3 separate regions of the Homo sapiens genome follow, and all the other regions are linked to region 2. A link is a loop called in an ENCODE intact Hi-C map of the cell type or tissue named here. Cell type or tissue: ascending aorta. All regions are shown on one strand. Each heading gives the region's core, and the rest is flanking DNA. Links, peaks and the distances in the headings are about the cores only. Region 1 overlaps ANTXR1 (ANTXR cell adhesion molecule 1). Region 2 overlaps GKN2 (gastrokine 2). Region 3 holds the start of MIR3126 (microRNA 3126).

Region 1 (10,202 bases), core at 769-8,768, 230 kb before region 2:
TTTTTTTTTTTTTGGAGACAGGGTCTCACTCTGTCACCCAGGCTGGAGTGCAGCCTCAACTACCACAGCTCAAGCAATTCTCTCACCTCAGCCTGCCTGAGTAGCTGGGACTACAGACACATATCAATGCACCCAGCTAATTTTTCTATTTTTTGTAAAGATGGGGTTTTGCCATATTGCCCAGGCCGGTCACAAACTCCTGGGCTCAAGTGATCCTCTCACCTCAGCCTCCCAATGTGCTGGGATTACAGGTGTGAGCCACCGCACATGGACTTAATTTTGATAATTTATAACTGCAAAATATAACAAAATAAAGTCCCCAACACAATAAAATATTATAGTTCATATTACTTTACCTTAGAATTTCCGAGGTTTCTTTCACCTTATGATGTGAAAGCAGGAATCTTATATGTCCTATATGTGGTTAAACTTTACATTGGAGGTGGATGTATGTTTCTGTGTAAGTGGCTGTGAACACAGATATACAAAATATGGCTCTGAAAGCCTGGGCATTCCCAGTCTGGGGCAGTTTTCCAAAGGAGATAACAGAAATTCTATCCCCTAAAGCTGAACACAGCAGCACCACGAACGTTAAGAAACTCCAAGAATAAAGCCGCTTTATTCCACAGGGGACTCAACTAGGTTCATGAGCCTCTTAATTTTTTAGGAGCTCATCTAATTAAGTCTTTTCACTGCACAGAAGAGGAGTCAGATCTAGAGAAATGAAGTGACCCCTAAAGGTGAAGTTCTGGTGTGGTTTTCTGATGCCTTGTCCAGGGGTTTTTCTCCCCCTATATTTTACGAAAAGAACTTAAAGAAGGATTTACAACTGGCTTTCTCTAATTCGCAACCCCGCTGAGTGCTCAGGATATAGTAAGATGCATGAAGCCGGTTTCCCCGCTTTCCAGGTTCCACTTGCACACGGGGGCAGTTCTCCCTCTAGTCCCTGGCCCCTCCCTCTTGCCCCTGGCCCCTCCCTCTTGCCGCTGGCCCCTCCCTCTAGTCCCTGGCTCCTCCCTCTTGTCCCTGGCCTGGGGAAGGAGGCGCCGCCCTCGTGCTCAAGGGCAGGGCCTGGCCTTCTCGCAACAGGAAATGCCTAGGGCTTGGGCAATCTCCACACGCTGCCGCGCCACCGAGCCCGTCGCTTAATCCCCTGACCGGAGCTGGCCTGCCAAGCTCAGACAACAGCACCAGGCAGCACAAAGGCCCAGGGGCTGACGGACGGGAGAGTCAGAGTTTCCCCTGCAGTTAGCATGGGTCTGTTTACACATTCTGGAGACAGAAGGGTTTTGCAATCCCCAGGAAGAGAAGGGAATCTTTGATGTGTCTTTCCATTTGGCCAAAAATGGACGGAGTAGAATCCCAGCCCCTCAGCAAGGCCACTAAGAAACTCGGCAGCACTGGAGGGTGGATTTTTACATCTCATTAAATCATAAAGGCTCTTGAGATCTTCCTCCTACACTGCCCTTCAAGGATGGTAGCAGGGAGGGAGAAAACACCAGTATAGAAATCCTCAGTGTGAGCTGGCTTTCCTTTAGTAAACAAAACAAAACAAAAACCTTGCTGTCCTCTATGGTTATTGGAGGATGGGGCTGGATGAGCCCAATTGCTGTGAATGAGAAATCAGGGGCTTGTGGGGAATGAGAAGATGAGCAGAACAGAGTGGGGCAGAGCTACCAGTGAACAGCTACGACCCCCAATCCCCCCGAGTGGTGGGGGTGGCCGGTGGTAAATAAGAGTCCCTTTAATATTCCGTCAGGGGTTGTGGGCTGCACTATACTTTTAAACCTTCAGTAAAATTTGCTGCGCAGTTGGATTTGTGCCAGAGCTGCTAGATCGTGTCTAGCAAACCGAGAAGATGAGATAACGCGGAAGAAGCGAGGAGTAGGAGTCAGTGGTGCCTGGGAGAAACCGCAGGGATTGGGGAGGGAGGCCGGTTTCCCATCAAGGGAAGTTGTGTTTAAATCTGAAAGGATGTGGTGGCTCCAGACGTCCAGCTGGCTGGAGCTTGGGTAACACAAATGGCAGCACATTCCTCAGATGGTAGAGGCCCCTTCTGACCTGCGTGTCCTCAGGCAGACCTGGGTGTGCCTGCAGGCACAGTGCTGTTCGAGGAAGAAACAGCTGTAGAGGATGAAGTCTGTGAACTCACTTGGTTAGCCTGTAATTGGATTAGCCCTGTGCTGTCCTCAGACCCTGAACTTTTCCCATCTTTCCCAATCATGCCAGGCTTTTGTGCAGCTCCACGCTTCAACATGCAGGGCTCCACATGCCTGGAAAGCCCTTCTCCCATTGCTTCTACCCATCCCTTAATGTTGTTTAAGCGTAACCTATTCTGCCAAGAACTCCCGGGTTCCCCAGAGAATGCAATGCTCTCGCCTCATGAGTTTCCACAACTCCACCTTCCACTCACTCAACACGTTTAACTGTTAGTTATTAAGCAAACCAGAGGGTAGAAAGGATGAATTTTCCAGATTCTGGGACTGCCTCACTCCTGCATGTATACTGTGCATGGGACAACTCCACAGACTTGATGTGAATAGCGTCCCCTGGAGTTGTGCAAAGGGTGGCCCTCTCAGACTCAATTGATAAGTTCTTTAACTTTCCTGCTTCTCTGGTATCCATTTACTAGAAGAGCCACATGGCCGGTTTGACTCAAGAAGGCTTACAACTCCCAGTTCACTGCAGGTTTCAATAGGAACTATCAATGAAAAGGAGCACATAACTGAAAGAGAATCAAACCCAAGGCAGTAGCTTTAAATCAGCTTTTAAATTAATTTTAAATGTCATTGAACTGGAGCACATCTTAAATGCATAAGCTCAACAAGAGATTTTTATTTGTCAATTATTTCACTAACTCAAGCAACTATCATTGAGTCCCCATCACCTGCCAGCACAGTGTTATATTTTGAGAAAATAAAGAGAACTCAGCTGTCGACAATATTGTTTACATTTATAGAGGAGTGAGTTTCGTGAGAATGACGACATGAATTAAAGGACTAAGGCTACAGAAACTCCCAGGTCTGGGAGGCTTCGAAGGGCAGAACTTAAAGTAGAACTGGCAGGACTGTCTCATTTGGTCTTTGGGGAGAAGTCAGGGAGATCCCCTCAATGTCAGTCTTGGAGGTAAACTCCTAGGAGTGAATTGGCAAGTCAGAAAGATCCAGCAATACTTCTGTTTGTAAATACAACACTCCAGAGGATTTAAGATTTCACCATTCTGAGCCGCATTTCACATGTCATGGCACCATTATATCTGTTTACGTAAACAAAGTGATTAAAGACAACACAAGGATTGTCCTGTATTCTTCAGTAAAGAATAAGGTGTTTATTTTCCTAGCAGCAATGTTCTTTTTTTTTTTTTTTAAAGTATTAAAACATAGAATACGGAATTTTGGGCCTTCTCTAGGACTTCTGTTTGGAGTGTATGTGTGTGTGTGTGTATGTGTGTGTGGGGGGGTGTCTGTGTATGTGTATTTAATGGTCACTGGCAAGAAGATGCCTGACAGTAGCTTGGCCCTTCATCCCTCCAGGGTGGAGGCTACTCTGGGTGTCTGTGTAGACATGGCTGGAAGGATGCCAGACCTGTTGCTATTAGGAGTTCAACTTATCTGGCCCTGTATAATTTTCCATAGCTCAGTTTTCCTATCTAAACATTTCTTGCCACAGAGAAATTTTTAGGATCAGTGAGCATAATAATAAATCTGAAAATAAGCTCATCCTTCAAAGCCAGGTGCCTATTGTTCACTGGATGGGCATCAATGCTTTCAATAGGCACCCCTCTCCCTTCAGATACAAAATACCAACCTATAGATGTCCACATATTCACATCCTTTCCCACTCTCACCCGCCCCCCAGTGCATATATACTAACCCATGATTAAAACAAGAAGACACATTCTTCTTTTTTTGGAAGAGTTGGGGTCTTGCTCTGTTGCCCAGGCTAGAGTGCAGTGGCATGAACATGGTTCACTGCAGTTTCCAGCTTCTGGGCTTAAGTGACCCTCCAGCCTCAGCCTCCCCAGTAGCTGGGACCACATGTGTGACAGCCACCATGCCAAGCTAATTTTTATTTTTGTAGATATCGGCGGCGGGGGCGGGGGGCGGTCTCCCTATGTTACCCAGGCTGGTCTCGAACTCCTGGCCCCAAGCAATCCTGCTTCAGCCTCCCAAGGTGCTGGGGTTACAGGAGTGAGTCACCATACCAAGCTCCCAGATATATTCTAAAGCTTCATGATGAGACATGGTGACATGGGAGCATGAAAGAGAAGACAGGCGGGAAACATAGGGATAAGAGAGCTAATGAGAATAGCTACACACTAGGGCCATGGACAGAGCACAGAAAATAAGTAACCATCTTTACGTCAGTCTTAAAAGGGGCTGTGTGCCCTGTGTGAGTGACACGGGTCAGAGACAGGTGACACTGCCACTCAAGAAAGGAGCACCTGATGCTCCCAACAATGAGCATCAGGAAGACTTGCTCTTGGTTGCAGGAGCTACATTGTCTTCAGGGACCAGTGAGGAAAGACTGCTCTATGCTTCTTTTTCAGGTACAAGTTTGAATCCCAGTCCCATCACTTAATAACTGAAATATTGGGGCCACTGGTATTTTAATCTCATTATACCTCAGTTTTGCATCTATAAGGTAGGGGTTCATAATAGCACACTTTTGTTTCAGGGCTGCTGAATGATAAAATGAAATGTACCACAAAAAGTGCTTCACATAATTGCCTGGATAGTTATAAATGCTCAATAAATGTCATCTTCAGTAATTAACCACTATTATTATTAATTTTCATACATTCACATGCAATATCCACCAGGAATCTCTGCCTTTCTTCCTGATTAGGACTGATTAGGTCACCAACTTTATAAATGTCCAGTTACACTCTCTCTCTCTCTCTTTTTTTTTTTGAGATAGAGTCTTGCTCTGTCGCCCAGTCTGGAATGCAGTGGTGTGATCTTGGCTCACTGCAACTTCCACCTCCCAGGTTTAAGCAATTCTTCTGCCTTAGCCTCCTGATCAGCTAGGATTACAGGAATGTGCCACCATGCCCGGGTAATTTTTTGTATTTTTAGTAGAGACAGTGTTTTGCCATGTTGGCCAGGCTGGTCTCAAGTACTCTGCCCGCCTCGGCCTCCCAAAGTGCTGGAATTACAGGCATGAGCCACTGTACCTGGCCCAGTTACACACTCTCTTAAGGCAACTCTGGCAGAGAATCTCACACTTGCTATCAGCGCACAGGAGCACTCATTCTAGAGTTGTTGAATAAATAAGATTTTTAAATATCAAAAAACATTGGGGCTACTTACATACCTTTTACCTCTACCCTATTTGACTTCTCTAATGTCCCTCAAGTCAGATTCTAAGACCTTGATTTGCTTGATGCTAAAAAGTACAATGTTTTAACTATTATTGCCTATGTCTCCAGTTTGGGTAGTTTCTTGATTTATTTCTGACATAATATTTAGTTGATTAAGCCAGAGGGTTTCAAAGGGAAATGAACAAGGGGAGGCGCTCTAGGCTCCAGGAAAGGAATGTTTTGTTTTTCATTGCAAATAAAATGTACTAGTCATCTGTCCAGCCCAGGTCTGGCCAAGGCAGTGTGATTAAGGAAGAAAATGGCAGGTGTTTCCAGAGCTATGCCTTTGATAGAGTGAGACAGGACATGGGAAAGGAAGCATCTTCTCTTTCCAGTACATTTACTTCATATGTAGGTCTGTGTGTGTCTGAGACATGGAGCTGCTTGGGGCTAAGCCATAACCCACTTTCCATTCAGTCATGGGGCTTCCTGCTATCTATTGCCTTTCAAATATGCTTGATATTGGGAACGATAGGATCTTTGAGAGCCTGTAAAAGTGGCAGATGTTGGAAGAATATGGTATGGATTCCTGGGTGTAGCTTTTATTTTGATAGTATTTAATGAGACCGAAGTTTAGTTTCTGAAACAATACTATTTCAGAGAGGCCACAGGGCCTGCACCAGGTCCATTCCTCCTTCTGAGGGGAGCTATTCTCACCATGGCCACGGGGCTTACTAGGAAGCTTCTCTTTGGCCAGATGTGACCCAAGAGCACCAGTCTGTTGGTTGGCTGTGAGCTGTGACTGATGATCTATGGTCTGGAGTGAAAAGATGAGCTGGACCAAGTATTTTCCCCTATTGGGAACTGAAAGATGGAAACTGAGAGACTCAGCTATAAGCACTGGGGGCAGATGGTGAAATGAAGACTAGAAATATCAGATGGAGTCAGGAGAGAGGGCTCTGTACAAACCAGAGTTACAAGGGCAGAGAGGCGGCCAGTAAGAGAAGGCAGAAGGGAATAAATTCCCAGAGAGAAGCAGAGCTGCTAGCAGTGAAATCGAAAGCCCATGAGGGTGGTGTCTAGAGCTGCCTCAGTTCTTTCCCCAGCCACAGTCTACCTGAGTTCTTTCATCTTGGACTAGCTTGAACTGGTCTCTGTTTTTTGCAGGCGAATGAGGCTGATAAAAACTCAAATATGGTCATAAAATCCATGGAAGGTGATTACATGCAGAACAAAACCGTCACATGAAGTGCTCCATTACTGCATTCTCCCACGAACTGCCAGTTATTTGGAGTAACTGGAGAGTTAGGGAGGGATCCCCACTGGTGCCACTTGAGAAGATTCTTAACCCAGGAAATGTCCCTCTTAGTTGTTAAAACTGAGCTTCCTTGCTTCTATTGAGCTCTTCAAGTTTCAAGTAATTTCTCTTTGTACCCTCTTCATACAAGTGTGTCACCGTTGGTTACATAGAATCTCAGCATATAGTTCCTTTTTCCATTCTGAATTTTTATATTTTCTATTAAAAAGGTCACTGAGAGCTTATTATAAAGTTATCTTCATTCTCTAAGTTTAGTTATTTAAATAGTAGACATGCCTCTCTCAGAATATGATGTTGATAGAGCTGATGAAAGTTGGGATAAATAATACTGAAGGTCTTCATATATACGGCAGAGAGTGTTTGATTTCATATAGCTATTTATTGAATGTTAGACACTGGGATTTGAATACAGGGAACTAGAGGAAAAGACTGTCTAGATTGAGACTATGATTTTCAGAGCATTGTATAAAATACGTTGCACGGGCTGTGTTAGGTTATCTGTTTCTGTGGGATTTCTTTCTTTCTTCTTCTTGTTATTTTATTTTATTTTCCTGCCAAAATACATTAGGAAGGAGATTAGGTGGCCTAACTCACAGGGCCAACACACACGCTAAGGCAATCAGCACATGCCAAAAAGCGCCTGATGCTAAAAAGTACAATGTTTAAATTTTTATTGCCTAGGTCTCCAGTTTGGGTAGTTTCTTGATTTATTTCTGACGTCATATTTAATTGATTAAGTCAGAGGGTTTCAAAGGGAAATGGAGGGGAGGGGATCTAGACTCCAGGAAGGGAATGTTTTGTTTTTCATCAGCCAATGAAATGTACTAGTCATCTGTCCAGCTCACGTCTGACCAAGTATAATCAACTGCAGGTGTTCACGTGAGTTATCCCTTTGATAGAGTGACAGGGGACAGGTGAGGAAGCTTCAGCCCAAAAACTCCTTTAAGCCTAACATAACCCTTTAGATTCAAGCATTCTGAGGTTGTCATTCTGTTTGGGAAATGAAGTCAGCTTTCTTTGGGTGTAACTACAACTTTTATGAAACAGAAAAAACTCAACTACTTCTCTTCCTTGCTTTTAGCTATCCTTCCTAGATGGTTTTCTAGTTTGGGCTTTTTTACTTGGCTCCAAAATTGTGTTGCTGGGTCCTTCATCCTAAAAGTCCCTGCTGAGCTTGTACTGTGTGTGCAACCCTAGGCTAGATGTTGGATCTGGGGTAAGTCAGAGCCCAGTCTTAACCTACATCCCCAGGTGCACTTTGGCCACTATGGCTGCCACGTCACCTTCTAAAGGCAAATACAGAGCAAGAGCCAAAAGAAAAAGCCACAACCCTTCTAACTGAACACAACAAGGGAGGGAATGTTATTTGCCTCCAGGCAAACAAAGTCCTAATAAGGGAGCTCCTTGCTCTATTTTATTTTTTATGTTTTGGAAGTCTAAGAGATAGCTGCACATAACAGAAGCAAAGCCAATTGCAGTCGTGGAACTAGCCACGGTACTTTCTCTTGAAGGATTAAGGAAAGGTTTTAATGTATGTAAAGAAGGTTTTTTCTTCTTCTTTGCACAGCAATGTAATTTCCTCCCTTGATTTCTGGGCAGAAAGTTAGCATTCCAACAAGATGCACTTTAATTGATTGCAGCTATTAAATCCCTTGGCTTACATGCGTATGGTTCAGGATATAAGAGCCACATGGAATTTTTAATTTAATCATTACTCTTTCTGTATGTAGGAAACTTGACAAATGCATTGGAAGGGGAAGGGTGAGGAACTGGCACTTGATTTGCACACAACAGACGTTAGGGATTGAGGACAAGAACTTGAAACCTTATCAATCTATCTTTTGGTCTCATTGAGTGTTTAGATATGTAACCCTGGCTTCTGAATGGGTGGATGTTACTTCTAGAGACTCCAGCTGTACTAAGAGTGATCAGATTAGCAAAGCCACTTGCTAGGCACTCTTGCCTTTCTCATGATTAGCCTTTAATGCCTCCACTGTATTCTACTCCAGGCCACCCTTGCATCAGAACAGTTTACTGGCCGATTCAGTGGTAGAGTCCAAGAATTTTTTTCTTTAGATGACGAGAATTTGAGAGGAAGGCCAGGATATTAACATATCCCTCTCCAGCGTATTTTCATTACTGCCTGGCCCATCTTTAGGTAATATTGTTTTTAAATGAAAGAAAAATGAAGAATTGGGCATCAGGTTATTCCTAGAACCAATGATTGGAGAATGTAGCAAACTGTGCCTGATCTACACACATAAAGCATTAAGTCTCTGCAGGAGAAGAGAATCTTAGGGTTTGTTTGAGAGGAAAAGTCAGTATCTCAAAGCTCCAAATAACTGTACTGATAAAAACATTTATTTCCATCTCACATTTTATCTCTGCAGGGAGAAAAACCTCCAAAACTCATTGTCTTTTCTGGCAGTTTAGTTCAGTTTCTTGTTCATCCCTGGTTAGGAAAGGCCAGACAGTTTCCTCCCTTCTGCTTCACAGGCAGGTACATTAAATCCTTTGAGCTTGACTTAGCTCTGCTCTGCAGGGGGCTAAGTGTCCAGCTGCCCAGCCAGCTCTCCACCCTACTCTGCCACCCTGCCCACCCACTGCCATCCTGCTGTGGTCACTTACCTCACTCTCCTCGGCAGGGGGTGGAGGGACCTCCTTGATAATCTGAAAAGAAAACAGAGAACAGGTCAGTGAAAAATCTCTGGCTACCTGCCTCCTAAGAGGCTTGCTGTCAGGAGGTACCGTGGTGGTGCTGCCATAATTACCATGGCAATGGCCCCAGCAAGTCGGGCTTAATCACTGCCATGAGAGGTGTCTTTGCTGGACAGAGTAGCTCTGCTAGTTAGCATATGACTCAGGCTGAGGGTTCCAGTCTCATTTGCGTCTCTTCTGGTTTTGTATAGAGAAATAAATGTTCCACAGGTCACAGTTTCATTTCCTACCCCAGATAACTATCATGCAAATTTATTCACTCATTTATTCACCGAGTCATTCACATATCAGATTATTTATTCATCCATCTATCCAATCGTCTACACATTTAACAAAGAATTGTCACACAATGGAAGTTAACATGGTGCTTTAGGGATGTGTCAAGCGTGGACCCCACGCGGGCTGCTGGCAGTCCTTCAGCTGTCACTGGTCCCCACGGGTGTCTTTGCAGGGTGGATGTGCTGCCCAGGCAGACCGAGTCCCAACAGAGGCAGCAAAGGAGTGTCCAGGGATTTCTTTCAGGGCACTGACACTTAGGGGCACAAAGCTTTAACTAACAGTGTTATAAGATTCTGACTGTCCCATCTTTGGGGCTGAAGAGAGACATGTGGAAACTCTGGATGGGCAAGTAATTGGGAGACAGTCTAACCCATGAGAGAATGATGACACATGGGATAAGGACAGAGCAGGGACAGCTGGGGCCAGTGAGCAGTCCCTCCTCCCTCTTGACCCCAACTTGTACCCCTCTGTCATAAAAGGAAAGCCCTCACCGTTAAATGGATTTAGAGTCTCTTACATGGCATTTGGCAATTATCTACTATAATTCCACTCTGTGCCTTGGAGGGCTTCCTCCTCTCACCCCAA
Region 2 (10,202 bases), core at 894-8,893:
GTGTTGGCAGTTCAATCACACATTTGAAAGTATAGAGTCATTAGAAAATGTGGTTTAAAAGGAAGTGGCACTGAAATTGTTTTTAAGCAACTGTCATGGAAATCCCAAAACTGTCTTTAAAAAAAAATGGAGAAGTGAGGATTTGCTTTAAGCTTCTTCCATTATCACCAGGCTCAGCCTCTGTCTATTTTTTGAATTTTAGGAACTGACAATTTGTGAGAATTGAAAAATAAGAACCAGAAAGATTTCTATTAGATACAGCTTTCTAGGGTATATCATTATTTGGAACTCTGTAGAGACAATTTTCACTCCAGGTGAAGACTCAGTGGCCTTAGGTCCCATCTGGCCCCAGGGTCTTCACCCTCCATTGCTCTTTCAATCCCACCTTATTGCAACCCATCCCTCTCCAGCCAGCTTGGGTTTGAGATGGAGAAGGGATGGGGAAAACTGGAGAGGAAGAAAAGATGGCAAATGAGGGGAGGATAGATGAGACGTGTGTGAGCGTGCATGAGTGTGGGTATGGGTATGCTTATGAGAGCTCCTAAAGCAGCACTGTCTAACAGAACTTTCTGCAGCGGTGGAAGTGTTCTAGATTTGAATTTCCAATAGGGAAGCCCCCAGCCGCCTGTGGTTATTGAGTACTCAAAATTTGTAACAGAAGTGCATTTTAAATTTTACCTAATTTGAATTTAAATTTAGATAGTGGCATATAGCTAATAACTATCATATTGGACAGCACAGTTTTTTTTTTTTGTTTTTTTTTTTTGACGGAGTCTCGCTCTGTCACCCAGGCTGGAGTCCAGTGGTGTGATCTTGGCTCACTGCAAGCTCCACCTCCCGGGTTCATGCCATTCTCCTGCCTCAGCCTCCCGAGTAGCTGGGACTACAGGTGCCCGCCACCACGCCCGGCTAAATTTTTTGTATTTTTAGTAGAGACGGGGTTTCACCATGTTAGCCAGGATGGTCTCGATCTCCTGACCTTGTGATCTGCCCTTCTCGGCCTCCCAAAGTGCTGGGATTACAGGTGTGAGCCACTGCACCTGGCCAGGACAGCACAGTTCTAAAAAATATTCTATTTACCCCAAACTGGGGAGGAAGCAGAATAAAATTAATGGAAAGAAGCCAGATGCAGTAGCTTACACCTCTAATCTCAGCACTTTGGGAGCTCAAGGTGGGTGGATCACTTGAGATCAGGAGTTTGAGACCAGCCTGGCTAATATGGTGAAACTCCATCTCTACTAAACATAAAAAATTAGCTGTTCATGGTGGTGCACACCTGTAGTCCCAGCTACTCTGGAAGCTGAGGCAAGAGAGTTGCTTGAACCAGGGAGGTGGAGGCTTCAGTGAGCTGAGGTTGCACCACTGCACTCCAGCCTGGGCAACAGAGTGAGAGTCTGTCTCAAAAAAATAATAATAATGGTAATAATAATAATAAAATAATGGAAAGAGACAGAGTAGTGCTTCTTCTCAATCTTTCAAACCTCAAACTGCAGACCCTGGTTCCATGACATGAAAAGCAGAATATAGTCATGGGTTTGCACAATTTCAAAGGGGTAGAAATGACAAGTGAAAAAATGAAAATGTTATGTAAAATAAGTCAAGTGGATAAAGTTGATTGCAGATTGGAGAGCAATCCCACCATATATTCACTGTGCATGTTCAAGTCTTTCTTCCGAGGTTCAGGCATCATCTTCACCAAGTTCAGATTCAGGGAACTAGGGAGGAACAGTAACTGTACTCTTGCTGCCTCAGGGCTACATTGCATCCAGGGTGCTCTCCCGAAGAGCCTGCTTTATCCTGAAGATGGACCATCAGAACATCCCTCCTCTGAACAATCTCCAATGGTACATCTATGAGAAACAGGTAATTCTGGGGCACTCTTGAGTATTCTCTGTTCTTAAGCCAGGCAATACTGGTATTTATGGAGAAATGAAGAGTGTGAGGGAGAAGATCATACTATCATGCCTTACCATAAATGTGATACTCAACTTATTAAAGTTATTAAAGTGTTTTTACTTTTATTTTATTATTTTTTAAGAGCAGGAGCAAATCTTAGCTTGATTTCCACCATATAGTCCTAAATACAAGAATTTATAATAAATTCCAGTGACATTATAGCAAGGACTGATCAGCTTCTCTTCTCAGAGCAGGGCTATGAGAAATGGTGACTGGAACAATAATAAGAGAAGTTCTAATATTCAATGACCCAAAGATGCAAAGAAATAATACAGTTGAGTGAACATATACAAACAGTGCACTGCGGCTAGAGACCCAAGGTTTAAGTCTCCCTCCACAACTTCTTATAGGTGCTACCTTTGACATGGGACTTACTTTCTTTGGGCTTCATTGCCACCAGAGGTAAAATAACACTGGTAATTACTAATGAGGCTACTTCACAGATAGAGTGTTCAAAAAGAGATGATGTCTTGAGATCCCTAAGTTCTTTCTATTTAATAATCTGAAAGAGAAAAATTGTCACAATTTAGAATAAGGTACACCAATTTTTGTCAATTTATTTTATGTTGTTCTTTTCTGTTATACCGATCTAGGCTCTGGACAACATGTTCTCCAGCAAATACACCTGGGTCAAGTACAACCCTCTGGAGTCTCTGATCAAAGACGTGGATTGGTTCCTGCTTGGGTCACCCATTGAGAAACTCTGCAAACATATCCCTTTGTATAAGGGGGAAGTGGTTGAAAACACACGTGAGTACCAATAAGTCATTCACTCACCAAATATTTTCTGAAAGCTACTATGTGCCAGGTGCTCTGTTGGGTGCCAAGTGAAATGCAAATAAATGGGAACAGTACTCAGTTCAGTTTGCTTTGGGAATTAATTACATGCCATGTGTGTAAATTGTGCTAAATTTTAGGAATACAGAAATGAATTAAACGTCTCCAGGGAACACATAGTCTAGTGAAGAAGCTGACAAGTGAAAAGAGAGGATGGAGTAAAGGATTTCTGGATGCCAATGAAAAACTACTCGATTCTTGTATACTTTCATATGTAAGAATTTCAAGTAGCAAAAAGTCATCTGGGCCCTTAGAATAGCATATTTTGAAGATAATAAGAAGGAAGTCACTAAGAAATGCTCTCAGGATCTAGAATAGAATTGGTATAGGAAAGAGGAGGCCAAGCGGACTTACAGACAGGGAGTAAAAACCCTGATTCATCTGGGTAACATATGCCACTGCAGATATTACTGTCATTTTTATACAAAGTTTCTAAATGTGGCAGAGCAACCAGAGTGAAAGAGGTCGGGCCAACTGATGATGAACACAACAAAGGAAATTTCTCAGAGTACTGGAAGGTAGATAAAGAAGAGTTTATGTTTATTATATATCTACTGCCCAGAAAAAAATTTTAAGTACTCATTCATAAAGTAAATAAAGGCACATAGGTATGCCATTGACACAGAATGGCATAATATCACTGGGATTGAGCCAACCAGCACTTCCAAAAGTTGTCAGTTTTATTTAAGCTAATGTATTATTATTCTAATAATTCCAATAATATATTTTTTAATGCTCTTTCTCTGAAAAATTTTCCCTTTTCCAGATAATGTCGGTGCTGGAGGCTGTGCAAAGGCTGGGCTCCTGGGCATCTTGGGAATTTCAATCTGTGCAGACATTCATGTTTAGGATGATTAGCCCTCTTGTTTTATCTTTTCAAAGAAATACATCCTTGGTTTACACTCAAAAGTCAAATTAAATTCTTTCCCAATGCCCCAACTAATTTTGAGATTCAGTCAGAAAATATAAATGCTGTATTTATAGATTTTTTGGTGTTTGTTGTTTTTTGTAAGCAGCAAAGGGAATCCAAGCAATGTCTTTGTCACTATATAGAAGAAAAAAAATTGCCAGAATTTTAAATAAGGTGCATAATGTGTGAAAATTCCCAGATAATACCACTGGGTCACATGTGGACTAGTCAGCTGGGGTCGAATTTCCATTTCTTCGTCTGCCCTCTGGACCAGCTTCCCATCTAACCATCCAAATATATGGGAGCAACCTGGGTAGAGAAGAGGCTCACACGGTGGTGGCCTTGACCTGGCCAGGGGAGGGACATAGCGTATGCTTATCAAACAAGTTGAATGCTCAGGTGAAGGCTTTTAGGGCCATTCATATGAGTTAAAATGTCCTTTAACTCACCAAAGCAGTAGACTCAACCTGAATAAACTTTATAATAATATGTGTTGCCCTGGAGTGAGAAGGGAGAAAGGGAGAGAGGAAGGAGCACCTAACGTCCAGGAAAAGATGCACCATACTGAAGATCATAACAGGAGTGAAAGACTAGAAATGCCAAGTCAATACATAGCAGAAAAGCAACTTCCAATATTTCAAATAAATTGCACATTGTGTACAAATCTCAGATCGTGAAGCTGGGTCACACGTGAACGTTCGGCTGAATGCAAATTCAGAGCAAAGAGGAATTACTTTAATAACAATTTATTCTCTTGCCGTAGACCTCTGGGATCCTAGCTGCAGAGGACCCCCGGCCTCCGCGTTTGAGCTGACATGAGACTCTCACTAGAGATTAGATGGAGAAAGGGCTCCAGCAGGCACGGAGCTGGAAGCTTTGTCTGTGAGACAGCTCCGCGGGAGCACTCATCCCCCAGGGCTCTCTGTCTCCCTCTGAGAGGCTCTGGCCCCATATAACCACCAGAATGGGAGAAGAAGTGCTTCCCCGTGGGATTAGGGCACATCTGTCCCGCAGGCCCACCTGCCTGCCAGTCCCTCCCAGGATTCCTGCCTGGCCACCCCACAGGAGTGTGTACACAGTGCAGCCTCAGCTGCTCAGCATGGGTGCTTTGCTCCACTTGAGTGCATTCCGGCAGCGTGGGAGCTGTTTGAATCCCCCAGTGCACACAGATCCCAACCCCAAGGGTCCAGGGGAGGGAGCTGTGAGCAGATCCGGACGTCCCAGGGCTGTGGCTCCGGAGTGCGGAACTGGGCCCAGTGCTTCAGCAGAAGAGGAGCCCATACTCTCAGAAAACTCTCAGAGAGGGGTGAGTCGCACAGGTTCCTGGGCTGGTGTGGAACCTAGGCGTGCCTCCCTCCACAGAGCTGGTCCAGTAAGTGTGGGGCCTGTCTCCCTGCTGGACCTCTGCCTGAAGGAGCCCAACGACCTGGAACACCTAACAACAACAGAAAGTCACGGCCACAGTGCCAGTGATCAGGGGTCCCTCCCCTCAAGACCGAGGAGGAGACCTGGTGAGGGGTCACCCCTCTCCCCCTTGCACCACAGAGCACGGCTTCAAAGGCCCGGATACACAAAGGAGCCGGGTGGCAGAATATTAGTCTAGCTATCTCCCATTGCTCTCACGCGCCATCTACTGGATTTCATCCCAAACTACAACACGAAAAACTGCTAATTTTCCTGCCTGCCAGGCCGAGGACTGGAATTCAACAGACTGTTTAGAGCCTTTGCCCTCTGAAAACTTCCAGAAATGAAGCCAACTGACTATATTCAGTTTACACCAGAGTTAAAGGAACGCCAACCCTCCCAGATGAGAAAGAATCAGTGCAAGAACTGTAGCAATTTAAAAAACCAGAGCGTCCCCTTACCTCCAAATGAGCCCACTAGCTCCACAGCAATTGTTCTTAACCAATCTGAAATGATGAGCATGGAATTCAGAATCTGAATGGCAATGAAGCTTATAGATATCCAGGAGAAAGTTGAAATGCAATCCAAGGAAACCAAGCAATCCAGTGAAATGGTTTAAGAGCTGAAAGATAAAATAGCAATTTTACAAAAGACCCAAACTGAGCTTATTGAGTTCAAAAAAGAATTTCATAATACAATCAGAAGTATTAATAGCAGAATAGGCCAAGCTGAGGAAAGAATCTCAGAGCTTGACCCCTGGTTCTTTGAATCAACTTAGACAAAAATAAAGAAAAAAGAGTTTTAAGAAATGAACACAATCTCCCAGAAATATGAGATTATGTAAAGAGACAAAATCTATGACTCATTGCCATCCCTGAGAGAGAAGGAGAGAGAATAAGCAACTTGGAAAATATATTTGGGGACATAGCCCACAAAAATTTCCCTAATCTCTCTAGAGAGGTTGACATGTAAATTCAAGAAATACAGAAGACCTTGGCCAGATAATATACAAGATGACCATCCCCAAGGCACATAGTCATCAGATTCACCATGGTCAATGCAAAAGAAAAAAATCTTAAAGACAGCTAGGGAGAAGGGTCAAGTCACATGCAGAAGGACTCTCATTAGGCTGGCAGTGGACCTCTCAGCAGAAACCTGACAAGCCAGAAGAGATGGAGGGAGAGGGGTCTATTTTTGTCATCCTTAAAGAAAAAAAATTCCAACCAAGAGTCTCATACACTGCCAAACTAAGCTTCCTAAGTGAAGGAGAAATAAAAACCTTCTCAGACAAGCAAATGCTGAAGGAATTCAACTAGACCAGCCTAACAAGAGGTCCTAAGGGAGTGCTGAATATGGACTCAAAAGAATAACACCTGCTACCACAAACACTCACTTAAGCACACAGCCCAACGACACTATAGGCAATTACACAGTAAGTCTACATAACAACACAATGACAGGATCAACATCTCACACATCAATACTAACCCCGAGTGTAAAGGGGCTAAATGCCCCACTTAAAAGACATAGAGTGTCAAGCTTGATAAAAAGACAAGATCCAATCATCCACTATTTTCAAGAGCTCTATGTTATGTGTAATGACACCCACAGACTCAAAGACTTGGAGAAAGATTTATCATGCAAAATCAGAAAACAAAAAAGAGCAGGAGTCACTAGTTTTATATCAGACAAAACAGACTTTAAACCCTTAATAATTAAGAAAGACAAAGAAGGGTATTTCCTGGACCACAGAAGGCTTATTGGAAAAAAGGACATAATGACAAAGGGTACAATCCAACAAGAAGTTTTAACTATTCTAAATATATACACACCCAACATTGGAGCACCCAGATTTATAAAACAAGTACTTCTCGATCTACAAGAAGACTTAGACAGCCACACAATAATAGTGGGAGACTTTCACATCCTACTTACAGATCATTGAGACAGAAAACTAATAAAAGAACTCTGGACTTAAACTTGTTACTTGACCAATTGGACCTAATAGATATCCACAGAAAACTTCACCCAACAAAGACAGAATATACATTCTTCTTATCTGCACATGGAACACATTCCAAGATCAATCACATGCTAGGTAAGAAAGCAAGTCTCAATAAATTAAAAAAAATTGAAATCATACGAACCTTAATATCAGACCACAATGTAATTAAAAATAAATCAATATCAAGAAGATCTCATACATAAATACATGAAAATTAAACAACTTACTCCTGAATAACTCTTGTGTGAACATCAAAATTCAGGAAGAAATAAAAAATTATTTGAAATTACTAAAAATAGAGACATACCTTACCAAAATCTCTGGGGTACAGCTAAAGCAGTGTTAAGAGGAAAGTTTATAGCACTAAATGCCTTAATCAAGAAGTTAGGAAGATCTCAAATTAGCAGTCTAACTTTGCATCTAAAAGAACTAGACAGAAAAGAACAAACCAACCCCAAAGCTAGCAGAATAAAAGAAGTCACTAAAGTTAGAGAAGAATGGAATGAAATTGAGATGCAAAATCCATACAAAAGATCAAATGAAACCAATAGTTGTTTCTTTGAAAGAATAAATAAAATTGATAGACCCACCTAGCTAGATGAACAAAAAAGAAAGATCCAAATAAACACAATCAGAAATGACAAAGGTGATGTTACAATTGATCCACAGAAATACTTGTCCTCAGAGACTGCTATGAACGTACACAAATTAGAAAATATAGAGGAAATGGATAAATTCCTGAAAGCAAAAAATCTCCCAAGATTGAATAGATGTGAAAATTCTCAACAAAATATTAACAAACCAAATCCAGCAGCATATCAAAAAGTTAATATATCATGATCAAGTAGGCATCATTCCAGGAATGCAAGCCTGGTTCAACATAGGCAAATCAATAAATATGATTCGCCACATAAACAGAATTGAAAGCAAAACCTACATAGTCATCTCAATAGAGGCAGAAAAAGCTATCAATAAAAATTCAACATCTATCAAACGAACATACCTCAAAATAATAAGAAACATCTATGACAAATCCACATCCAACATCATACTGAATGGGCAAAAGCTTTAGCCATTCCTCTTAAGAACAGGAAGAAGGCAAGGATACCTACTCTCACCACTCCTATTCAAGGTAGTACTGTAAGTACTAGTCAGAGAAATTAGGCAAGAGAAAGAAATAAAAAGCATCCAAATAGGAAAAGAAGTCGAACTATCTCTCTTTGCTGATGATATATTTGTATACCAAGAAAACCCTAAAGACTCTGTCAAAAGACTCCTAAAACTGATGAATCATTTTAGTAAAGTTTCAGGATACAAAATCAATGTACAAAAAGTAGTAGCATTTCTATATACCAACAGTGTCCAGGCTGAGAGTAAAATCAAGAACACAAACTCACTTAAATAGCCACAAAGAAAATGATATATCTAGGAATACAGCTTTCACTAATGAGGTGAAAGATCTTTACAAAGCTTAAAGAAATCACAGGTGACACAAACAAATGGAAAAAAATCCATGACCATGGATTGGAAAAATTAATATTGTTAAAATGGCCATACTGCCCAAAGCAATATACAGATTCAATGCTATTCTTTTAAAACTGCCAATGTCATTCTTCACAGAATTAGAAAAAAACTATTCTAAAATTCATATGGAACAAAAAAGAGCCCAAACAGCCAAAGCAATCCTAAGCAAACAAAACAAAACAAATGAACAAACAAAAAACAAAGCTGAAGACATCACACTACCAGACTTCAAACTACACTACAAAGCTACAGTAACCAAAACGGCAGGGTACTGGTACAAAAACAGACACATAGACTAATGGAACAGGTTACAGAACTCAGAAATTAAGCCACACACCTACAACCATCTGATCTCCAACAAGGCTGACAAAAACAAGCAATGGGGTAAGGATTCCCTATTCAATAAATGGTGCTGGGATAACTGGCTAGGCATATGCAGAAGATTGAAGCTGGAACCTACCTCTCACCGTATACAAAAATTAACTCAAAATGGATCAAAGACCTCAAAGACCTCAAACTATAAAAATCCTAGAAGATAACCTAGGAAATACAACATTAACCTTGGCAACATTAGCCTTGGTAAAGAAGTGGGATCTAATTAAAGAGTTCCTGTGCAGCAAATGAAACTATTAACACAGTAAACAGACAACCTACAGAATAAGAGAAGATATTCTCAAACTACGGATCTGACGAAGGCAAAGTATCCGTCCAGAATCTATAGAGACCTTAAACAAATCAACAAGTGACAAACAAATAACACTTTAAAAAATAGGCAAAAGAGATTAACTGATACTTCTTAAAAGTGGCCAACAAACATATGAAAAATTAGCATCACTAATAATCAGAGAAATACCAATAAAATCACTAAGAGATACCATCTCACACCAGTCAGAATGGCTATTATCAAAAAGTTAAAAAATCCACAGGTGTTGGTAAGGCTGTGGAGAAAGAGGAACACTTATACACTGTTGGTGGGAATGTAAATTAGTTCAGCCCCTGGAAATCAGTCTGGAGATTTCTCAAAGAACTTAAAACACAGATACCATTTGACCCAGCAATTTCATTACTGAGTATATACTCAATGGAAAATAAATCATTCTACCAAAAAGACACATGCACTCATATGTTCGTTGCTGCATTATATACAATAATAAAGACAAAAATCAACCCAGCTGCCCATCAATGGTAGATTGGATAAAGAAAATGTGGTACATATATACTACGGAATACTACACAGCCATGAAAAGGAATGAAATCATGTCTTTTGCAGCAGCATGGATGAAGTTGGAGGCCATAATCCTAAGCAAATTAATGCAGGAAGAGAAAACCAGATACTATGTGTTCTCACTTATAAGGGGGAGCTAAACATTGAGTACACGTGGACATAAACATGGGAACAATAGACACTGCAGACTATTAGAGGAAGGAGGGAGAGAGGAAGATTCAGGTTGTAAAATTACCTATCTGGTACTATGCTCAGTACCTGGGTGATGGGATGTGTATACTTAACATCAACATCACACAATATTCCCATGTAAGAAACCCGCATGTATACTCCCTGCACAT
Region 3 (10,202 bases), core at 966-8,965, 160 kb before region 2:
CTATCTTCTGGTTATGCTTATCATCTAAGAATGTGTCTAAACAATTTCTACTTTTGGCATTAATATATTGGCATTTTATCCATGTCTTAGCATGATCAATTTGCAAAGTTGTTCACAGTCATTTAAAAAAGTATTATATGCCCTACCTATATCTTTAGAGCATAAAGATATATGCTCTATATCTCTAACTTTTAAATTAAGTTTTAAGACTTGAAAAATCATATTAATATCTCCCACTATCCATATCATTTTTAATTTGTTCTTTTGACAGATTTTGCTTCATATAGCTTGCTATTGCATTATTTGCTGAAGATCCTGAGGTCTGCCTCATGTTTGAAGTGGCTAGAGCCACACAGCCTTAGCTTCATTATTGGGCCTTCAATTAAGTCTTTCTCATTAATAATGGCACTTATGTTCTCTTTTTGTCACAAATTCCAATGCAGCACTTAGGAAAAAAAATCTTGAAAAAAGAAATATGTGATATAAAAATAAAAACAGATAACATTTTAAAACTTGGGGTATAGAGGTGGGGAAGGAAAATGGGAAAGGTAAAGGAATCTAAGTGTATTTTATTTTACAGGGAGGAATCAGTAGAAACTATGACATTTATAAAGTTGACAGAAAAATGTAGATCTAAACGTGCTGCATTTTAGAATTTGTTCATCTTTTCTACCTCCACAGGTTCTTGTTCATATTATTTTCTCCATGGAAATGAACAGGTGAATTACTAACTAAAGGCCAAGTGTTTTCCTCAAACGCTATTTTTCCCCTTAGAATATTTTTAATAGCTGTATGCTTGAGTTTTGGGGTGTTGCTTGCAGCATAGAATATGATCAAATCACTGCCTTCATCTTCTCCAAACTTAGTATTGTGCTAAAGGCACGGGTTTGTGATTTAAGCCAAATCCCTACCCCAACAACCTCCATTTCTTTTTGAATATGAATGAGGTGACAAGCCTGTGCATATGTTTGCAACTATATATTAGGAAAGGAAGAAAGGAGAGAGAGGGATGGACTGGTTTCCCAAGAAAGAAATAAAATTTCCCAAAGAAGTTGGAAAATAGGCCTTCGAGTACTCACTTGACAAATCCATAGTGAGTTTGCATTTCATCTTCTTCCTATTATTATTTGGATGGGGTCTCACTCTGTCACCCAGGCTGGAGTGCAGTGGCATGATCTCAGTTCACTGCAACCTCTGCCTCCTGGCCTCAAGTGATCCTTCAGCCTCAGGCTCCAGAGTAGCTGGGGACCACAGGTGTGCACCACCACGCCCAGTTAATTTTTTGTATTTTTGGTAGAGACAAGGTTTCACCATGTTGCCCAGGCTGGTCTCGAACTCCTGAGCTCAGGCCATACACCCACCTCAGCCTCCCAAAGTGCTGGGATTACAGGCGTGAGCCACCGTGCCTGGCCACATCTTATTTAATACAGCATCTTGTGTAACCTTTGAGCAACGGCACATAGGGTAGATTCTCTCTCTCCCCAGCCCACTTCCATGTATCTTCAGAGAGCTTGGGCCTGAAAGCCTGCTTGTTTGGGAAGTCTTCTTTGGAAGGTATTGATGTCTTTGAGTTAAACCTTCAGGAGTTTCTGATGTTAGACTTGGGATTTTGGTTAAAGAGAAAAGGGGGACTTAAGTGACATCACAATTGACAGGGAGAAAAAAGAAAGAACTCTGCTGGGGGCACACGTCCAACTTTCACACTGTGACTACTCAGGGATATTTCAGAATGTTTTCAAATAGCACGTACTTTTTGGATCTGTGAGAGCATTTCCAAATATTAAGAAAACTAACCGAATGTTTCTAATGTTTGGAATTACTCCAAGGCCAGGAATTCCAGATGTTTGTGAGGAAGACACAGCATGTGTCTGTTTAACTACTAAAGTGGGTTTTATGATGTCAAGAAGGAAATATCCATAGCCCTTCAATTCTTCTTCTTTAAAAACAAGATAACCTCCTTCAAAAGGCTATGAGGAGCTGGGTGTGGTGGCTCACACCTGTAATCCCAGCACTTTGGGAAGCCGAGGCGGGTGGATCATGTGAGGTCAGGAGTTCGAGACCAGCCTGGCCAACATGATGAAACCCATCTCTACTAAAAATACAAAAAATTAGCTGGGTGTAGTGATGCACACCTGTAATCCTAGCTACTCAGGAGGCTGAGGCAGGAGAATCGCTTCAACTTGGGAGGCGGAGGTTGCAGTGAGCTGAGATCGTGCCATTGTACTCCAGCCTGGACAACAGAAGCAAAACTCAGTCTCCAAAAAAAAAAAAAAAATAGGCTATCAGGAGGAGAAAACTAGTGTGAGTGATTAGTCAACAAATGTGTGTCCTCCTGTCCTCCTTGCTCTCTTTACCTCTCAGGGCTGTTGTAGCAAAAAGATGTGAAGCATTTAGAAGGTACATAGCATTACAGAAAATGCAGTATATTATGACAGTTATCACTGCAGATGTGGAATAAATAATTATCTGTGTGACGGATGCCAGATGCAAATCATAACCAGTGCTTCTGGCATCTGTCCCTCATATAATCATCTTCCCCATCTCTCCTGGTCAACCACATGAATCACGTACATCTTTAAATTAGGAACTTGACTGCTACAAATGTCTTGTGAAGAAGCCAATGTTATGATAATTCATTTTTTCTCATGAAATGCACTTAGTTTTACTCCATATTCCTGTATTTCATGTAAGATATTCACCACGATGAGAGTTTCTTGGCTACTCCACGCAAGAATCATCCAGATTGAAAAAAGCTGCAGAATCTACATGTGCAAGCCTAATGGTTTGGTTTTCGGTTTATTCAAGATTAATGCATTTAGACCATTCCTTTTTCACACTTACCCTTAAGAGTCCCAATACTTTGTTAAGGAGGCTCATGTTTCTGCAGTCCTAATTAACCATCACCAGCACTCCCACCTGAGAGTGAGCCACTCGGTAGATGGCAGGGGACAAGGAAACCAGTGCCCCGCTGCTTCCGGAGGGCTGCTGCAGGGCTGGGGCTTGTGGCTCTGTGTTTTGTGGAGGACGGGGACTCAAGTCCAGCCTTGCTCTGCTTACCAAGCTGGACACCCATGGGGCTGTGCCCACCCAAGTGGTGCCTTTTCTGACTGGAACCACTGTAAGGGCTCACTATGCCCTTGCTGGGGGTCTTTCCAGCAAATAAGACTCTTTTCTGCTGGTTTCATGTGTGTGGCCTTGCTGGAAGACAAGGGTGGGAATTCCCTTCCTTGAAGCCACTTGTCGAAGAAACCCATGGACTCTGCAAGGACTTACTGAGTGTGACCGAGTCATTGATCTTGAAGCTGCAGAGGACCCTGTCCACGTTGCGGGCATGTCGGAAGCCGTTTCCTCTCACGACAACTTGAAATGACTCTGAAATAAAGAATAATGACGAGACTCGTTACTTGGCCAATAACCTTAAGCTTCGCATCTGCCCTGATTTAGAGCATTTGTTCACTATTTCACCAGGCTTAAAATATTCAAAAATTAATTTAGGTTGAACACCAAAAGCAACCAGGTGGGTTCCTTTCACTACTTACCAGTGCATCCTCACTAGGTGTCCCAAGAAGGGCCTATCACTTCTTATTTGAATTCCCACCCTTTTACCTTTGGGCTTACTGGTCCTCCTAACGCAGAACACCTTCCTCCCTCCTCTCTGTCCATTCAAATCTTAGCCAGTTTTCAAATCCAGGCAGTTTGAAAATCTGTGATCTCAGTAGCCGGAGGGAGCCACAGGGGAGGGGTCCTCCACTTCCTCTTTAATCAACTCACCTCCTCTGTGTCTGTTTTGCACATTGTACTCCCCTGAAAGGATTTCTTAAGAGCCCACGGTGCCTACATTTTAGAAAGTCACTGCCTTAGGGCATTCACAGCTAGTCCTGAACAATGTAGGACTGTCATTATGTATGGTCTGGTGGTGTTCTCTTGTCTTTTCTTCCCCAGCTGGAGAAACATTCCTTTAGGTCAGGAGTTGTTTGATACCACTATGGCATTCCTATCTCTACTGGGCACACAGTAACAGTACATAGGCTAGGTAGGAATAATTGTACTTAGGAATGAATCAAAGTCTTTCTTAGCAGTGGTCAGTTGCCAAGCACTACCTACTTGAATTGATATCAGCCCCTCAGTGTAGTACTCATTTGTCTCTGCATAGAAGAGATCATATATCTTGCCTGGCCTGCATATTAATTTCTCATTGGCATAATGTATGTTTGATTAATGCACATGAATAAAATCGTTATTAAGTAAAAACAACTCTCCTTTACCATACTCCTACCATGGAAAAAACCCAATAATTAGTTGGCTAAATGTTTGGGAATATTTGCTTAAGTTTGTTGGTATCTAATGGTCAGTGTTCCACTTTATTTCACTTTTATCATCCTTTTGTATCTAAAAATTGGGGCTCGGGATAATGCTATGTGGCATATCACAAGAGAAATAGACTGAAGGTCAGAGGAAAAAATGCAATGTTTGTGAATATGGATCTTACACAGTACATTGCCATCTAAATGTAGACTTGTTGTTGGAGGAATAATGAAATTAGAGAATTAGTATATGGGACTCTCGAAGCTTAATAAATGTCATGAGTATATGCCACCTTCAGTCCCAGGAAACTAATTTAGAGGCCATGTTTGCCAAGACAATAATAACTAATGCTAATTGCTCCCTCAATGTGAGCCAGGCCCTCTGTGAAATATTGTACATGTCTGATGTCATTTAAACCTCACCACAGCCTGGGGAGGTACAGATGAGACAACTGATCTTAGTGAAGTTAAGTAATGTGTCCAAGATCACACAGCTGGTAACTTGTCAGAATCAGAACTGGAATCGAGGTCTGTTAGGCACCAAATGCCATGCCCTTAGAACTCAGCCATTAGCTTCTGAACCACCATGCGAAAAGGGGGACTCACTGCCTTCTGACAGATGAGTCATTTAGGAGTTGAAGTTGTGATTTTTTTTAAAGCTTATTTTATTTTAATTTTAGGCAGGTTTGCTCATTTTGCAGAAAAGTGGAACAGGCCTGGATGTGAAGCAAGAAACTGAAATTTAAGTAAAAGAATACAGAGACACTACATGTGCCACAAGGAGTATAAGTTAGAAAAGAATGCTTTTTAGAAGTATAAGAGGCCTTCACAATAAGGAAATGGAGACTGTGACATTTTGAATGACTTGCTCAGAGTCATGTCATTAGTAAAGCAGAAAAACTGGGACTCATATCCAAAAGCTAAGGTGACGGGCCTATGGTTTTTTCAGGAGCATAAGTCCTATGACTATGAAGGATTTATACATACACGTTGATGCAAATGCACAATTGCTACGTTTAGAAAGATGGGCTTAGTAGTTTTCTCTAGATGTCTGTCAGGCATCTGACAGATTCCTTGGTTGGCTCAATAAGCAATTTAGTACGTGTCAAGCACTTGTAGAAGAATCTTATCTTCTCTTATTTGCTCAGTTAAGCCTATAGAAACCTATTTCTGTGTCCATTTTGAATGCCAGACATACAGACATCTGTTGTTTGATGTTTTTGCTGATTCCAAATGTTTTCTGCCTCACTTCTGTGCCTACTTCTCTTGTTTCCTCAAAGATCAGCAGAGGAAGAGAAGACTGTGGAAATGCAGGCCACATGCCAAACTCTATTCTCTAACACCATGTTCTAACATTACCAGTTGAGTTGCTAAATCCTCTATAAAAGAGGCTGCCTGCATGTCTGCTTGGCCCCACCTCAGGGAGTTTAGGAAGAAAGACAGCAGGAATCCATGATGTGGCAATGGTGGAAACCAAACAATTTAACCCCCTAGGCCAGGGGGAGACGGTGGAGGAAATGATGCTCTGGGGAGTGCACCAGGGCAGAGGCGAGCTCCCATCCTGCCTGATAGGGTTTCTGTGTTAGTGCACACATTTGGTTACCAGAAGAGCTCAAACATCTGGCCCAGCAGCCTGACTAGAATGTCAGCTCTTCACACATAGACGTTATGTAACAAAACCCTTTCGAATGAATCTGCCAGTAAGTGAAAACCAGGACACATTAGAACCAGGACATAGTGATTTAACTCCACTAATCTACAAAGCCCTGAACCCACCTTTCAAAATATGTACAGCTGTGTTTTTAGGCAACTTGTATGTTGGCTTACAGCTCCTATAAGAAGTACCTCAAGATTGCAGGGCTTTAGGGAGGAATTTTCCACCTGAAAATGGTCTTTGATTTAATCTTTTAAGTTATCTATCCTTTAAGGTTTCCTTAAGATCTATATTCTTTTGTCACTGTTATTCCCAATTACATTGAAAGCTTCCTGATGGCAGAGGCCAAGATTTCTATTTCTTCTGAATGCTGGGTTGTGCCTTAACCCAGGACTGAGTCAGTCTCAGGATGAGCTCATTGAGTGATTGAATAAATAACATATCTTGGCATAGAAAGAGAATAAAGGGGAAGGATAGGGTGATCATTTATTCAGGTCCCAACCAGGTCTAATCCTGTTTATTTTCTGAGGCTTAATAAGGTCCATGAATGAAAAGATGTTCAACATCATTAGTCACATGGAAGTACAAACCATAACCATATGGAGATATCACTTCATACTCACTATGATTGCTGAAGAGAAAGAGATGGACAATGGCATCTGCTGGTGAAGAAATTATAACCCACATACATTTCTGGTGGAAATGTAAAATGCTGTGGCCTCTTTGAAAAATAGTTTAGCAGTTCTTCTACAAAGTTAAACACAGTTACCTTATGACCCCCAAATTCCATTCCTAGACATATACCCAAGAGAATTGAAAGTTATATCCACACAAAAACTTACATATTAACGGTCACAGTGGCATTATTAAAAGCAGCCAAAAAATGGAAATAACCTAAATGTTCATCAACTGATAAGTATGGTATTTCTATACAATGGAATATTATTGAGCCATCAAAAGAAATCAAATTCTCATACATGCTATGACATGGATGAACCTTGAAAACATTATGCTAAATAAAAGAAGCAAGACACAAAAGCCACATATTGCATGACTCCCTTTATAAGGTATGTCCAGATTCGCAGATCTACAGAGACAGAAAGTAGATTGGTGGCTGCCAGGACTGGAGGGAGGGAGAAATGGGGGAATAACTGCTTAATGGGTATAGGGTTTCTTCTTGGAGTGATGAAAATATTCTGGAATTAGATAGTTATTATAGTTGTACAACTTTGTGATACATTAAAAACCACTGAATTGTACTTTATTTATTTAGACGCAGTCTCACTCTATCACCTAGGCTGGAGTGCAGTGACGTGATCTTGGCTCACTGCAACCTCCGCCTCCTAAGTTAAAGCTATTCTCCTGCCTCAGCCTCCGGAGTAGCTGGGATTATAGGCATGTGCCAGTACACCGGGCTAATTTTTGTATTTTTAGTAGACACGGGGTTTCACCCTGTTGGCCAGGCTGGTTTCAAACTCCTGACCTCAAGTGATCCACCTGCCTCAGACTCCCAAAATGCTGGGATTACAGGTGTGAGCCACCACGCCTGGCCTGAATTGTACCTTTTAAAAGGGTGATTTTTATAGCATGTAAAATATAGCTCAATTTAAAAAAAGAAAAAATAAGGTCAGTAAGTAGTTCGATAGATTTATTCCATTCTGTTCTCTCCTTTTATTTCTTTGGTTTCCTTTTTTCTTTTTGGAAATGTGGAACACATAGCTTTGAGATGACCTCAATAAAGATTGCATGTCATTCACTGTGTCTGAAAATGAGACATCTGTATATTCTCCACTTGTTCTGGTCACCCAAGATTTTTGTGCCAAATTATTGTCAGTGATATTTCATCTTGTGAGTCAGTTTGAATTTGCTCTCCTCTTAGATGCTTAATGTGGTATGGAACATCAAAAATAAAATGTAGGGACTGACATATAATGGGTGCTTTCTGAGGCCTGAATTGTTCTAGAACTTTTTTCAGTTATAGCTTTTAATTTATAACAACTTGAGTGAGGCATAATTGATATACAATAACTTGCACATAAAGTGTATGATTTGATAAATTTTGACATATGTACACAATCATAATACCACAGTCAAGACAGTGAGCGTAGCTGTCACCCCCAGAACTTCCCTAGTGTTGCTTTGTAATCTCTCCTCCCAGCCCTCCCTACCTCCACTCCCACACAACCACTGGTCTGCTCTCTGGAACTGTATATTAGTTTGCATTTTCTGGAATTTTATGTAAATAGGATCATGCAGTAAGTAATTTTCTTGTCTGGCTTCTTTTACTCAGCATAATTATTTTAGGACACAGTCACAATTATGTTGAGATTTATACATAGTTTATTGCTTTTTATTGCTGAGTATTAATTAGTGCATTCTACAGGTAAACTGTAATTTGTTTATCCACCTACCTGTGGATGAACATTTTAGTTGTTTTTGGCTATTAAAAATGGAGCTGCTATGAACATTTGTACACAAGCCTTTCTTTGTTTGGACATAGATTTCCTTTTCTCTTAGGTAAAACCTCGGAGTGGAATGGCTGGGCCATATGGTAGGTGTATATTTAATTTTGTAAGAAACTACCAAAACTCTTCCAAAGTGTTGTGCTGTTTTGTATTTGTAAATGAGAGTCCTTCCTCCACATAGAAATGTCTTTAAATGAAAGGAAAGATTGAGCAGAGAATGAAGCAATCCATTTAGAAGAGGTGGCCAAAGGTCAGAAATGAATGCTTCGAAAAACAATGAAAAGTGAGAGGAATACACCACTATCTGATGTTGCTTGAATGTGTCTGTTTTAAACATCGAAATTTCCAAATGGTAAACATGACACCTTAAATGACCTTCCTTTTGTGCCAGCTCACCCAGTTTTATCAGAAACAGTGGGAAACACAGTAGGAATACAACTGCTGCTGAAATGACAGTGTGAGGAGCTAATTATAACTTCCTTCCAGTTCTGGAGTACAAGAACTTCAAGTGTAGAGCAGTTGGCAAGTTGCACACTTGATTCCAATTAGTTCCTTCCTGGCATCCTTGCTTACATAGCACATTGTGAACTGTGGAAGTTGGAGGCCAACTGAGTGGGACCACAGAAAGACTGTGCTCAGGCACAGGGTGCATTTTCCAGAGAGGAGCTAAATTAGACAGGGCCAAATGGGTCCATATTCTTAATTAAACAGAGGCTAATCTGCAAAAATATTTAATTAGAAACTTTAAAAAAGAGTCTATATTGGGAGCAGAATTACTGAAATACAAGTAATGTCAAAGTTGCTACAAAGGGTTTCCACATAGCAGGTGACTTCCTGCATGTTTTGGAACAGGGACTGTAAATACAGTGACATAAGCACCATGCTAAATGGCAGCCACATGCTTGGCCTGGGTACTGGGGTGACAATGGAGAGTGGTGAGGAGTATGGTGAACTGGAAAGTGTATACGTTTCTTTTAAAGGAAGTTATTCAGTCCTCAATAATCATTAACTTGTAATAAATACAGGTTCAGTGTTGTCAGTTCTGATTTTTCAAGTCAAGATGAAAATCTGTATTTTTAGGTGAAATCCGATTTTCTAAATGTTAGCAATAAATTTAAGTTAAAAAATGCAGTATGAATCAAGAAGAATATATATGCAGATCAGATAGGACTTGTAGGCTGCCAGTTTATAACCTCTGAGAGTGGAGGAGTTCTGGGAAGGTTCTCTCTCCCTATATATGTTCACCAGTGCAGTGATTGGATTCCTTCCTTCCTCTCTCCCTTCCTCCCTCCCTCCCTCCCTCCCTCTTTCTCTCTCTCTTTCTTTCTTTCCTGATGGAGTGTCACTCTGTTTACCAATGCAGTGATTGGAATTCTTTTTGATTTCCTTCCTTCCTTCCTTCCTTCCTTCCCTCCTTCCTCCCTTCCTCCCTTCCTCCCTTCCTCCCTTCCTCCCTTCCTCCCTTCCTCCCTTCCTCCCTTCCTCCCTTCCTCCCTTCCTCCCTTCCTTCCTTCCTTCCTTCCTTCCTTCCTTTTGACGGAGTCTCGCTCTGTTGCCCAGGCTGGAGTGCAGTGACATGATCTCGGCTCACTGCAAGCTCTGCCTCCCGGGTTCATGCCATTCTCCTGCCTCAGCCTCCCGAGTAGCTGGGACTACAGGAGCCCGCCACCACGCCTGGCTCATTTTTTGTATTTTTAGTAGAGACGGGGTTTCACCGTGTTAGCCAGGATGGTCTCGATCTCCTGATCTCGTGATCTGCCTGCCTTGGCCTCCCAAAGT

Evidence for each region. Peaks named below come from ENCODE experiments on the same cell type or tissue, not always from the same donor. Only the 100,000 strongest peaks of a DNase experiment are listed, where the experiment ranks them.
Region 1: a loop joins it to region 2, with 2.1 times the contacts of the local background. A loop is called at or near these places in 3 of 110 quality-filtered maps.
Region 3: it touches region 2 in a loop (2.6-fold over the local background); 3 of 110 quality-filtered maps call a loop at or near these places.

Annotation. Positions count from the first base shown.
Region 1 is chr2:69,169,336-69,179,537 of GRCh38, reverse strand. ANTXR1 (ANTXR cell adhesion molecule 1) reads right to left here. Exons shown (of 18, transcript NM_032208.3): 14 at 9,249-9,290. Among named protein-coding and RNA genes, the nearest start is that of MIR3126, 71 kb to the right of the region's middle. RefSeq lists enhancers at 867-1,161, 7,787-8,081 and a silencer at 1,887-2,181. In ascending aorta, for the core only: CTCF peaks have their summits at 5,272 and 5,481; DNase peaks (open chromatin) are centred at 1,127 and 1,957; H3K4me3 peaks cover 882 bases; H3K27ac peaks cover 8,000 bases.
Region 2 is chr2:68,938,808-68,949,009 of GRCh38, reverse strand. It overlaps GKN2 (gastrokine 2), which reads left to right. Exons shown (of 6, transcript NM_182536.3): 4 at 1,753-1,863; 5 at 2,550-2,706; 6 at 3,560-3,778. The coding sequence ends at 3,642. Among named protein-coding and RNA genes, the nearest start is that of GKN2, 9.0 kb to the left of the region's middle. RefSeq lists an enhancer at 5,084-5,273. In ascending aorta, for the core only: a CTCF peak has its summit at 5,353 (motif pointing left); DNase peaks (open chromatin) are centred at 4,832 and 5,329; H3K27ac peaks cover 761 bases.
Region 3 is chr2:69,096,012-69,106,213 of GRCh38, reverse strand. It overlaps ANTXR1 (ANTXR cell adhesion molecule 1), which reads right to left. Exons shown (of 18, transcript NM_032208.3): 10 at 3,274-3,372. It overlaps MIR3126 (microRNA 3126), which reads right to left and starts at 2,532; the gene lies at 2,459-2,532. In ascending aorta, for the core only: no CTCF peak of the experiment used is centred there; a DNase peak (open chromatin) is centred at 5,783; H3K27ac peaks cover 3,845 bases.